2 separate regions of the Homo sapiens genome follow, and region 1 is linked to region 2. The links are chromatin contacts, found by Hi-C or POLR2A ChIA-PET in ENCODE. All regions are on one chromosome and are shown on one strand. Each heading gives the region's core, a stretch centred on a gene start or an enhancer-like site at or near the end of the contact. The rest is flanking DNA. Distances are from core to core; before and after follow the strand shown.

Region 1 (6,711 bases), core at 1,419-3,918, 170 kb after region 2:
CTTGACCAACATGGTGAAACCCCATCTCTACTAAAAATTAGCCGGGTGGGGTGGCATGCACCTGTAATCCCAGCTACTCAGGAGGCTGAGGCAGGCGAATCACTTGAACCCAGGAGGTGGAGGTTGCAGTGAGCTGAGATCACACCACTGCACTACAGCCTGGGTGACAGAGCGTGATCCTGTCTCAAAAAAAAAAAAAGAATCTTGCAGAACTATATGATATGTGTGTATATGTACACATTATAAATATAAATTATATGCATGTATAATGACGTGTGTATCCATATAATAAGAAAATACATATATATACATTACACAGGTATAATTTTGATGTGTAAATACCAAAAAAAGAGGCCCTGAATATAATCTCTAAGGGAAGGCAGTCGGGGGGCCTCTGCAACTGCCTGTGGACCTTCGCTGGAGGGAAACAGGACTGAGGTGGGTGGGCTACTCAGGAAGCCTCTGCATGGCCCAGCAAAGACAAGAGCATGGCCTAGACTATGGCCCTGCAGGAGAATGGAGAGAGGTAATCAGATTAGAGAGAGAGAAAAGATGTGGTGAATTAACTGGGGTATGGGGCAGGTAGAAGGTCAGTTTGGATGCCCCAGTCTGGGAAAGCATAGTGCCCTCCACTGAGCTGAGGCTTCTCCTTTCAGAGGGGAAACAGACGTCATCAGAGGAGAAGCCCCTCACCTTCCTGCCTCAAACCCCCGCCCCAGGAGGACCACCTTCATGGGCAGGTGGTCAGTCAGTCACACAGGACTTCCCTCCTCAAAGGGCCAGGCATGTGGCTTAATGCTCTGCTGTCTTGAAATTCATAACAATTGTTGAACAAAGGGCTCCATGTTTTCATTCTGCATGGGACCCCACAAATTATGCAGCCACCCCTTCCCACCCCCAGTATGTCTGTACCCATGTCTGGCTCGCGTTACCTGCTCAGGCATCAAAATTATCTGTAGAGCTTGTAAAAACCCAAACTCTCAGACCCACCTCCACCTCTATGTGGGTTCCTGATGTCAAGGACAACTGCCACCATCCTCTAAGTGTCTTAGACCTTCTGTCCTCAAAGTGTGGTCTGAGACCTGCAGCATCAACCTCACTCGAGAGCTTGTCAGAAATGCAGATTCCCAGGATCCACCCCACACCCACTGAGTCAGAACCTGCAGTGTAGCAGGACCCCCAGGGGACTCACCTGCACATTTATTTGTGAGAAGCACCGTCTTAGGCTATCTCAAGGGAACATTCTAGACTTTTCCCCCTAATTCACAGGTCACCAGGTACTGCGAGTTATTCCCTAATTACATCACACATCCCGCTGCAACTGCCCCCAGGATGGCTCCTCTTGGAGGTCCCACGACCTCTCAAACTGAACATACCCAGACCTGAGCGCCCTGCCCTCTTCTTCTCCCAAGTCACTTCTTCCTCCCCCTCCTCCTCCCCTTTTTCCAGTACCTGTCCAGGTGAACTGAGCCAGCCAAGCCAGGTACCCAAGGAGTGTTCCAGGGCCTCCTCTGGCTCACCTCCCTCCACCTCTCACCATCCCCTTCTCCCAGTCTCTATAGCAACCACCAACCACCCTCCAAGACGTAGCCACCAGCACCTCTCACTTCAGCCACCTCCACCATCTCGCACTGGCAGTGGACTGACCATGTCACTCCCTAGAACGACCCCTCGGTGGCTCTCAGCTCAGGGCTGTTCTGCAATGGCACACCTCCACACCTGCTCTCTGCTTACTAAATGCTTCCACTATTACTATTGCTTCCAGCTTTCAAAACGAAGCCTGATCAGCTTCTCCTCCACAGCCTGCCCTGGCTACCCCTCTGCCTGCCCCCACCAAAACTTCTGGGCTCCCCTTAGCCACAGCCCTGGTCCTGCTGTGGTCTGTGAGTTTCCCCCAGCAGCCTGAGAGCTCCTCTGGGAGGGACAGGGAACTGCCTGATTCAATCACCAGCCTGGTGCTCTGCCTGGGGCCATGCACACAATAGGGGTCCTGTGTTTGAGTAGATAAAGGCCCAGTGAGGGGCTAGCCTTCAGCAAGCCACAGGGAGATGGCAGAAGATGGGGTTACGCAGCGGGAGTGGGGAAAGCTGTTACAGAGGTGCCCTTGTGGACCCAGCTATAGGCGGGAGGATTGCTTGAGCCTAGTTCAAGACCAGCCAGGGCAACATAGCAAGACTCCATCCCTAAAAAAAATAAATTTAACATTTTATTTTATTTATTTTTAGACGGAGTTTCACCTTGTTGCCCAGGCTGGAGTGTAGTGGTGTGATCTCAGCTCACTGCAACCTCTGCCCCCCAGATTCAATCGATTCTCCTGCCTCAGCCTCCCTAGTAGAGCTGGGATTACACGTGCGCATCAACATGCCTGGCTAATTTTTGTATTTTTAGTAGAGACGGGGTTTCATCATGTTGGTCAGGCTGGTCTCAAACTCCTGACATCAGGTGATCCACCTGCCTCGGCCTCCCAAAGTGCTGGGATTACAGGCGTGAGCCACCACGCCTGACCAAAAAATTAAATTTAAACTCTTAAAAAGGTCAGCCCCGGTTGAATAAAAAACAGAGAGGGATGGCTACAGGACGCCTGGTGCCCAGTTCCCGTCCAGAGCCCTGGAGGACAGCAGGATTCTCTCTGCCCACCAGGTGGCGCCAGATTCCCGGCGTCCGGCTGCCCAGCGCTCGGTGTTGGGTGGATGGGGCCCCAGGGAAGCCAGAGGCAGAGCCTGCAGGACCCACAGCAGGTCCTCGAGGGGACATGCCCCATCTGCTTTCCTTGCCTGAGCGTCCACCATCAGCACCCTCCACAGTACAGGGAGGAGGGCTGTGGATGATGGGTGTGTCACGGGAAAATGGAAGAGAAGGCTGAGCGTCTTGCAAAGCAGCTATCGGGTGATGGAGCTAGACATTTGCACACCTGCAGGCTGGGTCACATCCTGTTTTCTGAAGACGCTCACCATGGGGCCTGTCTGCGCGGCCACCGGAGCCAGGATCGAGCCCAGACAGTCCAGTCCCAAACAGACCCACACTCTTAAGCACTGGGCTTGCCTGCTGCCCCTCCCTGCGGTCAGATCCCCTCCTGTTACAGATGAGGAAACTGAGGCCCAGAGAGGGGAATCGCTTGCTGAGGATCCACCCCTTGTGTGGAGCAGAACCAAAATGAGGGCTTCTGCCTGGTGGCTCCGAGGCCAGCACGCCTTCCTCCGCCATCGTGGAAACCCCTTGTCCCTTCCTGTCCAAGGAGCCCCGGCCCCCCTCCCGTGGGCTTTTCCCAGGAGCCTCCCTGTTCTGCCCAGCTCCCCTCTCCTCCCTTGCTCCAGACCCAAGCCACCCACAGACTACAACCCTTCCTACAGCCCCTTTCAACAGCCCCCGAGAGGATTTCCACCAGGGATTGGAAGAGGTCCTCATTCCTCCCACCCCCGGGCCGGATGGGGGCCGGAGGGGCAGGTGCGCGAGCGGCGCCGGATGGAGGATAGAGGGGCAGGAGGAGGTGTGGGCAGGCATGTCTTTTCCGGGTCCCACCTGAGGCCCCAGGTGCAGCCCCCTCGCACCATCCCCCGTCTGCCTGTGTTTGGGACCCAGGGCTGCGGCCGAGATCCATTTCCTCCCAGCCTCTGACCACCTGCTCCTGCCTCTCAGCACGTCTGCTTCTCCCCTCATCCCCTTAGCAAGCCCTGGCCTCTGCTCCTTTCCTGCAAGCGCCCCACAGTTATCCTGCCTCTTCTCAGGGCACCCTTCCCTTCCTCCCATGTCTCAGTGTTGTCTTCCCCCAGCTGGGCCCTGGGCAGCCCCCTCCCTGAGCACTCCTCCACCAGCCCTCAGTCCACAGCTGGGAAAACTGAGGCCTCTAATCTGGGGGCTACTCAGGCACATGGTTGGAGTTCAGTTATCTGTGTGTCCCCCAGGCCTGGCACAGAGCCCCGCACTGGGGTGGACTCTGCAGTGGGAGATGGTGGATGGGTTCAGCACAGAGCCCAGCGCTGGGGTGGACTCTGCAGTGGGAGATGGTGGGTGGGTTCAGCACAGAGCCCAGCGCTGGGGTGGACTCTGCAGTGGGAGATGGTGGGTGGGTTCAGCTGTGCTGGAATCTTGCTCCACCACAGCATGCTGTGCAGCCTGGAGCAGGTCCCTCAACCTCTCTGAACCTCCATTTTCTCATTTGTAAAACCAGGAAGAATGAGGCCTATTTTTTAGGCTTGTAGTGAGAATTGACAAGACAACGTATGCAAAATAAATATCACAGTATAAGGTGGTTGCCATTCATTCATTCTATAAATATTGATTGAACACCTTTTTTTTTTTTTTTTTCAGATGGAGTTTCACTCTTGTTGCCCAGGCTGGAGTGCAGCGGTGTGACCTCAGCTCACTGCAAACTCCGCCTCCTGAGTCCAAGCAATTCTCTTGCCTCAGCCTCCCAAGTAGCTGGGATTACAGGCGTGTGCTACCACGCCTGGCTAATTTTGTACTTTTTTTTTTTTTTTTTTAACTAGAGATGGGGTTTCACCACCTTGGTCAGGCTGGTCTCAAACTCCTGACCTCAGGTGATCTGCCTGCTTCGGCCTCCCAAAGTGCTGCGATTACAAGCGTGAGCCACTGTGCCCGGCCTGATTGAACACCTATTATGTCTCATTATTATTAAGTTCAAAAGAAAAGAAGCCAATTCAGCAGACCCCAGATTCTGACCTCCCATCCTATGCTGTTTCCTGGTGCATCCTCCACTCCTAATCCACACGGAGGCGTCACCCTAAATTACCCGGCTGCACATATCACTACCCTGGTCAAAAGCCCCCAGCAGTTCCCCGGTGCCTAGGGTGTCAGCTCCCGACTCCTGGCAGTGACACTGAAGACCCTCTGTGATCTGGTTCCAGCCTCTTTTCCATGGGATCTCTCTATCTTGTGACACCAACTTTGACTACAGGTGTGCAGATCTGGGTCCCGTGGCCAGAACACCCTGGGCTTTCTCACTGCCACGCCTGTGCTCCTGCTATGCCCTTGAGTGGAACAGCTACCATTTTTGTCCTTACCCAACAAAGTCCCGTCCGCATTTTCTGGCCCATTTCCCCCAGGTGGCCTCTCTGACCACCTGGAGCCAGGCTCTGAACCTCAGTCAGCCTCCTCGCCTAAGCATCCCGTTCCCCACTCCCCAACCGGGCCCTGCAAGGCCAGCTCTATCACCAATCATTGGCAGGAACCACTGGGCTAACAGCAGGTGCTGGACCGATCCACATGACAGGGGATGGCCTGACCTGCCCGTGTGATCAGAGTCCAGCTCTGCCACTGTCCCACGGGGATCATTCTTATCCGTCACATTCCTAAATGGACTAGAATGGTGGCCTCCTCTGCCCTGGGACCCTACTCTCTCCAGGCAATGGAGAAAGAGCCAGGGGTCCCCCCACCACTAACTGCCCCACTGACACTGTGGGGTCTCTTCCCATAGTCACGGTGCAGGCATCAACCAGATACCAGACTAAATGGGATTATCCAGACAGGACCACTGGGCCAGAGCCTTCTGCTGGAGGGAGGGAGCTTTGCTCCTCCCCTACACCCTCCCTGTTCCAGGGCTCAGTCCCTTCCACAAGGTCCCACCAAGCCTTCACAAGCCTGCCCCGTCTAGCGATGGGGAGCCCCATACCCCCTGGGGCATCTTGTCCATCTCTGATAGTTAGTTCAGAGCTGAGCTAGCTGCCTCCACGGAATTTCTGCCCCATTCATTCATCCTCTGTGAGTTCCTTCTGCACGCATTGAGCACCTACTGGGTGCTAGTTGATGTGCCAGCTCGCCTGAGCTTTGCAACACCTCTGTGAGGTGTGAAGGCGGATGCTGATGACAGTGATGGTTACAAAACCAATGAGGAAAGTGAGGTGCAAAACCAATGAGGAAAGTGAGGTGCAAGAGAGATCGCCACCCACACAGAATCTCACAATCATCAGGCAGCGGCTGGGCCAGGAGTAGATTTTCCATCTGGGTGACCCAGGAGCCTGTGCTCTTTCTTCCACTGAACTGAATACGTCCCCTAGCAGGACTTAGGAGGGGTAATACTTGGGGAGGTGGGGGCAGGACTAGCCTATCCAGTCCCCCAAAGCCTTCAGTAGAGGGCATAGAGCTGGACCTGCGTTGGGGTTACCAAGGGTAGCCAAGGGTAGTTTTGGAGCTGCTGCAGCCGCTGCTCACCCCCGGGAGCCTCCTTCTGAGAAGGAAGTATTATTGAGCCTACATTGTGTTGGGAGGGAAAACGTGGGGTCCTTGGAGCCCTGCCAGCCCCCTGCCTTCAGGCTGTTTGGCTTTGTTTGTTTTTTTGGTCTTTTTTTTTTTTCCTTTTTCTTTGGGCTGATTGTTCTCATTAAATCTTTTTGTCCTGTTTTGTTTTTTACGGGGCTGACAATGCTGCTCAGTGCTTAGCGCGGCTTCCTGTGTTTCTGCCCCAGCGCAGGCCTCGATGGGGCTGTGCTTCCTGTTGTGAGCCGTCGCCATGGCAACTGGAGGCCTGGTGGGCTCCATGGGGGTATGGGGAGGGGTGACATCAGTGACGTCACCGGGTGAGAAGGCAAGGGGCAGGGGTCTGGAGGGGGTTGCATGGGGGAAGGGCAGCCAGCAGCCAGCCGGCGCATTGCTGGGAGCTGACTCACAGCCCGGGAAGGGGAAGAATGCCCTCACATTCTTTTGGGAGGTAAACAAGGTCAGGGAATGCGGCTGGGATCCTGTTTACCTGACCCT
Region 2 (7,773 bases), core at 1,687-4,186:
AGTCTCTTTGATCTTTTCCAATCTGGTATGAGAATGGGCTACTGTATAGTATTTCAATGGTTACTAGGGGGAGATTAAACTGATGTCTTTGTTGTTTTAAACTGTTTTGTTTGTTTGTTTGTTAGTGGTGGTTTTCTTTTTCTTTTTTTTTTTCTTTTCTTTCTTTTTCTTTTTTTTTTTTGAGATGGAGCCTTGCTCTGTCACCCAGGGTCGAGTGCAGTGGCGTGATCTCGGCTCACTGTAAGCTCCACCTCCCAGGTTCAAGCAATTCCCCTGCCTCAGCCTCCCGAGTAGCTGGGACTACAGGCAACCACCACTACGCCTGGCTAATTTTTGTATTTTTAGTAGAGGTGGGGTTTCACCATGTTGGCCAGGCTGCTGTCGAACTCCCAACCTCATGATCTGCCTGCCTTGGCCTCCCCAAGTGTTGGGATTACAGGCATGAGCCACCACGCCTGGTCTGTTTTAAACTGTTTTTTTTTTTTTTTTTTTTTTTTTTCCCAAGACAAAGTCTTGCTGTGTCGCCCAGGCTGGAGTGTAGTGGCACGATCTCGGCTTACTGCAAGCTCCGCCTCCTTGGTTCACACCATTCTCCTGCCTCAGCCTCCCAAGTAGCTGAGACTACAGGCGCCCGCCACCACACCTGGCTAATTTTTTGTATTTTTAGTAGAGACGGGGTTTCACTGTGTTAGCCAGGATGATCTCGATCTCCTGATCTCGTGATCCACCCGCCTCGGCCTCCCAAAGTGCTGGGATTACAGGCATGAGCCACCGCGCCCGGCCACAAAGTGTTTTTAAGGAAATTTCTATCCACTCTTACTCCCTTTCATCCCGTAACACGTAGCTCTACTAGCCTGCTATTGGGCTTTCCTGCTAATGAACAAAGTTCCATAGCCTCATTCTAAAAATTGTGCACATCTTTGTATATACGAAATACTATAAGATAAAGATGAAGATGTCCCCTCTCCCCTGCAGCAACTGAGGGGGGAGATCTTGCTTTTATAGAACGAGTTCAATGAATCTGAACGTAAGAGTAAAGTCTGGCCGGGCATGGTGGCTCATGCCTGTAACCCCAGCACTTTGGGAGGCCGAGGTGGGCAGATCACCTGAGGTCAGGAGTTAGCAGAGAGCAGAGAGCAGCCTGGCCAACGTGGTGAAACCCCGTCTCTACTAAAAATACAAAAATTAGCCAGACGCGGTGGCGTGCGCCTGTAATCCCAGCTACTCGGGTGGCTGAGGCATGAGAATTGCTTGATCCTGGGGGGCGGAGGTTGCAGTGAGCCGAGATCGTGCCACTGCACTCCAGCCTGGGCAACAGGGCGAGGCTCCGTCTCAAAAAAAAAAAAAGAAAAGAGTCAAGTCTGATATTGACAGAGCATCAGTCCTGATTTTATGTGCTATTGGATACTGGTAGGAACGCTTGTCACTGTTACCAAGCAGCACAAGGGGAGCAGTGTGAGTGGCAACTCTGCAGCCGGCTGCCTGGGTTTCATCCTGCTTCTGCCACTTACTGGATTGTGGCATTTAGCAAGTTACTTAGCACCTCTGTGCTTCAGTCTGTCATATGAAATGGAGATGATAATACAACTTCTTCATTGTGGGTTGTGAGGCTTAAACGAGTTTGTTCATATTCATATTATAGCTACATATATTATAAAGAGCACCTGGCCCATAGTGAGCCATTTAGAATATTGGTTTGTTATCTATCACCAGAAATCTGTCCCTGAAAACAGAGTGTTAAAAATCATCTTGATGGTCGGGCACAGTGGCTGATGCCTGTAATCCCGCACTTTGGGAGGGCGAGGCGGGTGGATCACCTAAGGTCAGGAGTTTGAGACCAGCCAGACCAATATAGTGGAACCCTGTCTCTACTAAAAATATGGAAATTAGCCAGGCGTGGTGGGGTGTGCCTGTAGTCCCAGCTACTTGGGAGGCTGAGGCAGGAGAGTTGCTTGAACCCGGGAGGTGGAGGTTGCAGTGAGCTGAGATTGCGCCACTGCACTCCAGCCTGGGCGACAGTGAGATTCCATCTCAAAAAAAAAAAAAAAATCATCTTGCAGGCAAGGTGCAGTGGCTCACATATGTAATCCCAGCACTTTGGGAGGCTGAGGTAGGTGGATCGCTTAAGCCTAAGAGTTGAAGACCAGCCTGGGCAACATAGTAAAACCCTGTCTCTACAAAAAATACAAAAATTATCTGGATGTGGAGGCGTGCACCTGCAGTCCCAACTACTTGGGAGGCTGAGACAAGAGGATCACCTGAACCTGGGGAGGTCAAGATTGCAGTGAGCTGTGATTGAGCCACTGCACTCCAGCCTGTGTGACAGGGCAAGACTGTATCTCAAAAAAAAAAAAAAAAAAGAAAAAGAAAAAAAATCATCTTGCAAAAGTTGTATAAGACCCATACACAGAAAACTACAAAACTCTACTAAGAACTAAGAGAAAGTTTTTAAAAACACCTAAATCAATGGTGAGATATACCATGTTTTGGGATTGAAAGACTTAATATTAAGAGGTTAAATCGGCCAGGTGCGGTTGTGCATGCCTGTAATCTCAGCACTTTGGGAGGCTGAGGTGGACAGATCACTTGAGATCAAGAGTTTGAGACCAACCTGGCCAACATGGTGAAACCCGGTCTCTACTAAAAATACAAAAAATTAGCCAGGCGTGGTAGCGTGCACCTGTAATCCTAGCTACTCAGGAGGCTGAAGCAGTAGAATTGCTTAAACCTGAGGTTGCAGTGAGCAGAGATCCAGCCACTGCACTTCAGCCTGGGTGACAGAGCAAGACTCCATCTCAAAAAAAAAAAAAAAAGTTTACAGATTTGATGCAATCCTAATCAAATTCTCAGGGTTTGGGGTCAGCTCTTCTGCCCCCTTGCGGAAGCTCTGTAATGTGTGCACTAAGTCAGGATGCCCTCCCTTCCCAGCGGTCAGATTTCAGGGCTAGCCACAGAGACCGCCCTGGCAAGTCTGCTGGGAGGAAGTGAGGCAGCAGCCCTTTTCTGGCATGCTCACATCTCCTTGGCGTGAAGCAGCACCTGGGCCTGCAGCTGCCAGGAGCAGTCCTAGATGGTCCCTGAGTGTCTCTGATCCTGAGCCAAGTGTGTGTCTTTAGCTCCTTGAGGAAGGTCCCCAGTAGGACACAATTAAAGTCAGAGGCAAGAACGATGACATGGGTTCTGTCTCTCCTCGTACGCTCCACAGCTCAGACCTGTGGGTTCCAGCTGGCTCTTGCTCTCCCACACCTAGCATCCCTCATCCCTTTCTGATGGCCCCTTGAACCACCCCGCCGCAGACTTCAAGCTCCAACATCACAGGCAGTGAAGACAACATTTTATGGGGGTTGCTTAACCAGCCCCTGCAACTGGATAAGGTCAGATTCAGATTTTTTAAAATTCGTAAACAAAATATATACATCTTAGTGGTTCTGTTTATTGGCTGAACCCCAACTAATACACCCCTAAAAAGCATTACCGTGGCAGGGTACAGTGGCTCATGCCTGTAATTCAAGCATTTTAAGAGGCAAAGTTGGGGCCGGGTGCAGTGGCTCACGCCTGTAATCCCAGCACTTTGGGAGGCTGAGGCAGGCGGATCACAAGGTCAGGAGATCGAGACCATCCTGGCTAACACAGTGAAACCCCATCTCTACTAAAAAAAAAAAAAAAGAATACAAATTTGGCCGGGCGTGGCGGTGGGCGCCTGTAGTCCCAGCTACTTGGGAGGCTGAGGCAGGAGAATGGCGTGAACCCGGGAAGGGGAGCTTGCAGTGAGCTGAGATTGTGCCACTGCACTCCAGCCTGGGCAACAGAGCGAGACTCCATCTCAAAAAAAAAAAAAAAGAGGCAAAGCTGGGAGGATTACTTGAGCTGGGGAGTTTGAGGTTGCAGTGAGCCATCACTGCACTCCAGCCTGGGCAACAGAATAAGATCCTGTCTCTAAAAAATTAAAAAATTAAATTTAATTAATTAAAAATTTAAAAATTAAAAAAATGTTTAAAAAGCATTATTCTCTGCTGGGTTCGGTGGCTCACACCTGTAATCCCAGCACTCTGGGAGGCCAAGATGGGCATATCACTTGAGGTCAGGAGTTGGAGACCAGCCTGGCCAACATGGTGAATCTCCGTCTCTACTAAAAATACAAAGATTAGCCGGGCGTGGTGGCAGCTGCCTCTAATCCCAGCTACTCGGGAGGCTGAGACAGGAGAATCGCTTGAGCCCAGGAGTGGGAGGTTGCAGTGAGCCGAGATCGTGCCATTGCACTCCAGCCTGGGTGACAACAATGAAACTCTGTCTCAAAAAAAAAAAAAAAGAAAAAAGCATTATTCTCCTACATCTCTCCAAAATTACTTAAAATATTTTAAGGGACAAATGGATATCGATTTCCAATGAGTTCAGGGTAGGCTGTGCTGCTAGACACGGTGGTGTCCGTATTTGAGCTCGATTCCCGTTCTTGCTAGGGTAGCACGTTATCGCTCCTAAATCATTCACGCGTTAAAGACAAAATCATAGTGTGAATTAGGCACACTTAGAACTCAATGATCTTTTTTTCTTTTTTTTGAGGCGGAGTCTCGCTCTGTTGCCCAGGCTGAAGTGCAGTGGCACGATCTCGGCTCACTGCAACCTCCGCCTCCTGGATTCAAGCAATTCTCCTGCCTCAGCCTCCAGAGTAGTGCTCTAGCAAATTAACTGAACCCAAAGAATGGGTCATGGGAACCTCAACTTGAAGCCTGTTGGTCAGACACTCCAGATGTCTGAGCTTTCTACTGGTGTCTAAAGCAGGGGCAGTTTTGGGGACTGGGCCCTCAACCTGTGAGATCTGACACCATCTCAAGGCAATGTTGGATGTGACTGAGAGGACACCTGGCTGGTGCCTGCTGAAGAATGGATTGCTTGTTTGTTGGTGGGAAGAAATCCCCCACATTTGGTCACAGAAGTCTTCTGTGTTGACTGTTGTTGTGTTGGTGCGAGAGCAGAGGAAAAACACGGCTTGAGTTTGTGTGTTTTTCTACACACTCAGTTTCCCAAGCCCTCTTAATTCCCAGCCGTTGCTTGTTGCCTGTTGCTGGGGTCTCCCGGCCAAAGCTGAATGCCTCTTCACAAGACCTTGTCGTGAGTCTTTCTGTGGTGTATCTGTCTGACCCTCACCCATCTGAAGCTTTCTGTAGGATGTTAGGTACATAATCTCTCTTTGACCATGGTTTTAACTCCCGGCCACCAATTCCAGGGCAGATGGAAAAGTCGTGCTTGGCCTTCTAGCACACTTACATAAATATTCCATAAAAGTAAGAATCACCAAAACTGACACAAAATGGAGAAAAATCACTCAGTTAGGTCGATCATCAATGAGGACACTGAAAAGGTAACCAATCCTCACCTAACCTCAGGCCTTGATGGTTTTACTGGCAATTTCTACCAAATTGTCAATGAACAGATCATTCCACATTACAGAGACTATTCCAGAGAAAAGAAAATGATGGGAAGCTTCCCAAATCATGACCGAGGTTTATCACAACCCTGATGCTACAACTGGGCAAAAATAGAAAACAATTTTTTAAAAACTATAATTCATGAGTAATTTCAGTCAATGAGACACAGCAGCCCAGGAACTGAAGAGTCCCTGACTAAAAAGGCATTAAATCTGGCCGGGTGCGGTGGCTCATGCCTGTAATCCCAGCACTTTGGGAGGCTGAGGCAGGCATATCACCTGAGGTCAGGAGTTCAAGACCAGCCTGGCCAACATGGTGAAACACTCCTCTCTACTAAAGATACAAAAATTGGCCGAGCGCGGTGTCTCATGCCTGTAATCCCAGCACTTTGGGAGGCCGAGGTCGGCAGATCACCTGAAGTCAGGAGTTCGAGACCAGCCTGGCCAACATGGTGAAACCTCATGTCAACTAAAGATACAAAAAATTAGCTGGGTGTGGTGGCATGTGCCTGTAATCCCAGCTACTAGGGAGGCTGGGGCAGGAGAATCTGTTAAACCTGGGAGGTGGAGGTTGCAGTGAGCCGAGATCACACCATTGCACTCCAGCCTGGGTGACAGGGCGAGACTCCATCTCAAAAAACAAAAACAAAAACAAAAAACAAAAATTAGCCAGGTGTGTTGGCACGCACCTGTAATCCCAGCTACTCAGGAGGTTGAGGCAGGAGAATCACTTGAACCCAGGAGGCAGAGGTTGCAGTGAGCTGAGATCGTGCCACTGAACTGCAGCCTGGGTGATGGAGCGAGACTCAGTCTCAAGAAAAAAAAAAAAAACAGAAAGGTATTTAATCTGCAGGCCCCAGAGCTGATGGCTTCCCGGAGCTGGGCAGGTCCACACTCCCTCAGCCTCAGGACCAAGTGTCCGTGTGCGTGAGTGACAAGGGGCCTCAGAAGCTACACGTGGGAGTCCTGAGACTTCCGCTCTGTGCTGTTACACACGTTGTCCCACCTGTCCTGTATCTTTTCTTAAAGCCAAGGAAATGCATACTGGGTGAAGCCTATCACGTCTCTTTTGATAGTCAATCCAAATCACAAGCCACTACTACTTGTCAAACAGAATGATATTGCAACTATATCAATAGATTAAAGGAGAAAAACCACATGACCATCTCAATCATAAAAAACAGAAAGCATATGCTATTAAAATAGCATCTTAGGACCAGGCACTAATCCCAGCATTTTGCCTGTAATCCCAGCATTTTGGGAGGCTAAGGCAGGTGGATTACTTGAGGTCAGGAGTTAATGACCAGCCTGGCCAACATGGTGAAACTCCATCTCTACTAAAAATATAAAAATTGGCCAGGTGTGAAGGTGAACACCTGTAATCCCAGCTACTCAGGAGGCTGAGGCAGGAGAATCGCTAGAATCCGGGAGGCAGAGGTTGCACTGAGCCGAGATCGTGCCAATGCACTCCAGCCTAGGCAACAGAGCAAGACTCCATCTCTAAGATAAATAAAATAAATAAAATAAAATAAAATAAAATAAAATATAAAATAAAATAAAAAATAAAATAAGTGAAATGAAATGAAATAAAACAAAATAGCGCCTTAGAAGATGCAAAGGTAGCTTAGAAGCTATCTTAAGAGCTTGAAGCATGCTGCCATGCCAAAGAAAGCATTCCCAGTTCAACAAAAGTCTTAGCAAGCTTTCTTCATCTCATAAAAGGTTTCTAGATAAAAGGTTAGTCTACTACAAGTATCTACTAGATGGTGAAATCAAAGTCAAGAGAAAAGGCTGGCTCCTGAAACCCCAATCCAGCATTGGGCTAGAGGTTTCTGCCAACAGAAAAATGGGCAAATGATATGCACAGGCAATTTATAGAAGAAATGAAATAAGCAATAAAATATGCAAAATTGAACAGCCTTATTAATATACAAGTAAACACTAGTGGGAATATCAACTGGGAATCTCACTTTGGAGAGTGTGGCAGACACTAAAGGCAGGCTCACCCAAATGAATAAAAATAAAATGTAATGCAAATAGTAACCAAAAGAGAGCAGCAGTGGCTACACTAATATCAGATAAGAGATTTTTTTTAACCAGGTGTAGTGGCTCACGCCTGTAATCCCAGCACTTTGGGAGGCCGAGGTGAGCCGATGACCTGAGGTCAGGAGTTCAAGACCAGCCTGACCAACATGGTGAAACCCCGTCTCTACTAAAAATACAAAATTAGCTGGGCGTTGTGGCGCATGCCTGTAATTCCAGCTACTTGGAAGGCTGAGGCAGGAGAATCGCTTGAACCGAGGAGGTGGAGGTTGCAGTGAGCCAGGATCTCACCATTGCACTCCAGC

Evidence for each region. Hi-C counts contacts between places; a loop is a spot of excess contacts on that map. ChIA-PET counts read pairs that join two places held with the same protein, here RNA polymerase II (POLR2A). Pooled maps may share reads with other maps.
Region 1: a pooled map shows a loop between it and region 2 (2.6-fold over the local background). The contact joins two enhancer-like sites. A Hi-C loop is called at or near these places in 7 of 50 pooled maps. POLR2A ChIA-PET finds 5 or more read pairs at or near these places in 5 of 52 experiments (HEK293, WTC11, activated B cell and 2 more).

What each region holds. Positions count from the first base shown.
Region 1 is chr22:39,168,328-39,175,038 of GRCh38, forward strand. No RefSeq gene overlaps it. Among named protein-coding and RNA genes, the nearest start is that of CBX7, 19 kb to the left of the region's middle. RefSeq lists enhancers at 3,371-4,176, 5,189-5,858. Within about 2 kb of position 2,669, at least 5 of the 41 ENCODE cell types and tissues checked have a DNase peak (open chromatin) inside an H3K27ac peak, as active enhancers do.
Region 2 is chr22:39,000,400-39,008,172 of GRCh38, forward strand. No RefSeq gene overlaps it. Among named protein-coding and RNA genes, the nearest start is that of APOBEC3B-AS1, 6.1 kb to the left of the region's middle. Within about 2 kb of position 2,937, at least 2 of the 41 ENCODE cell types and tissues checked have a DNase peak (open chromatin) inside an H3K27ac peak, as active enhancers do.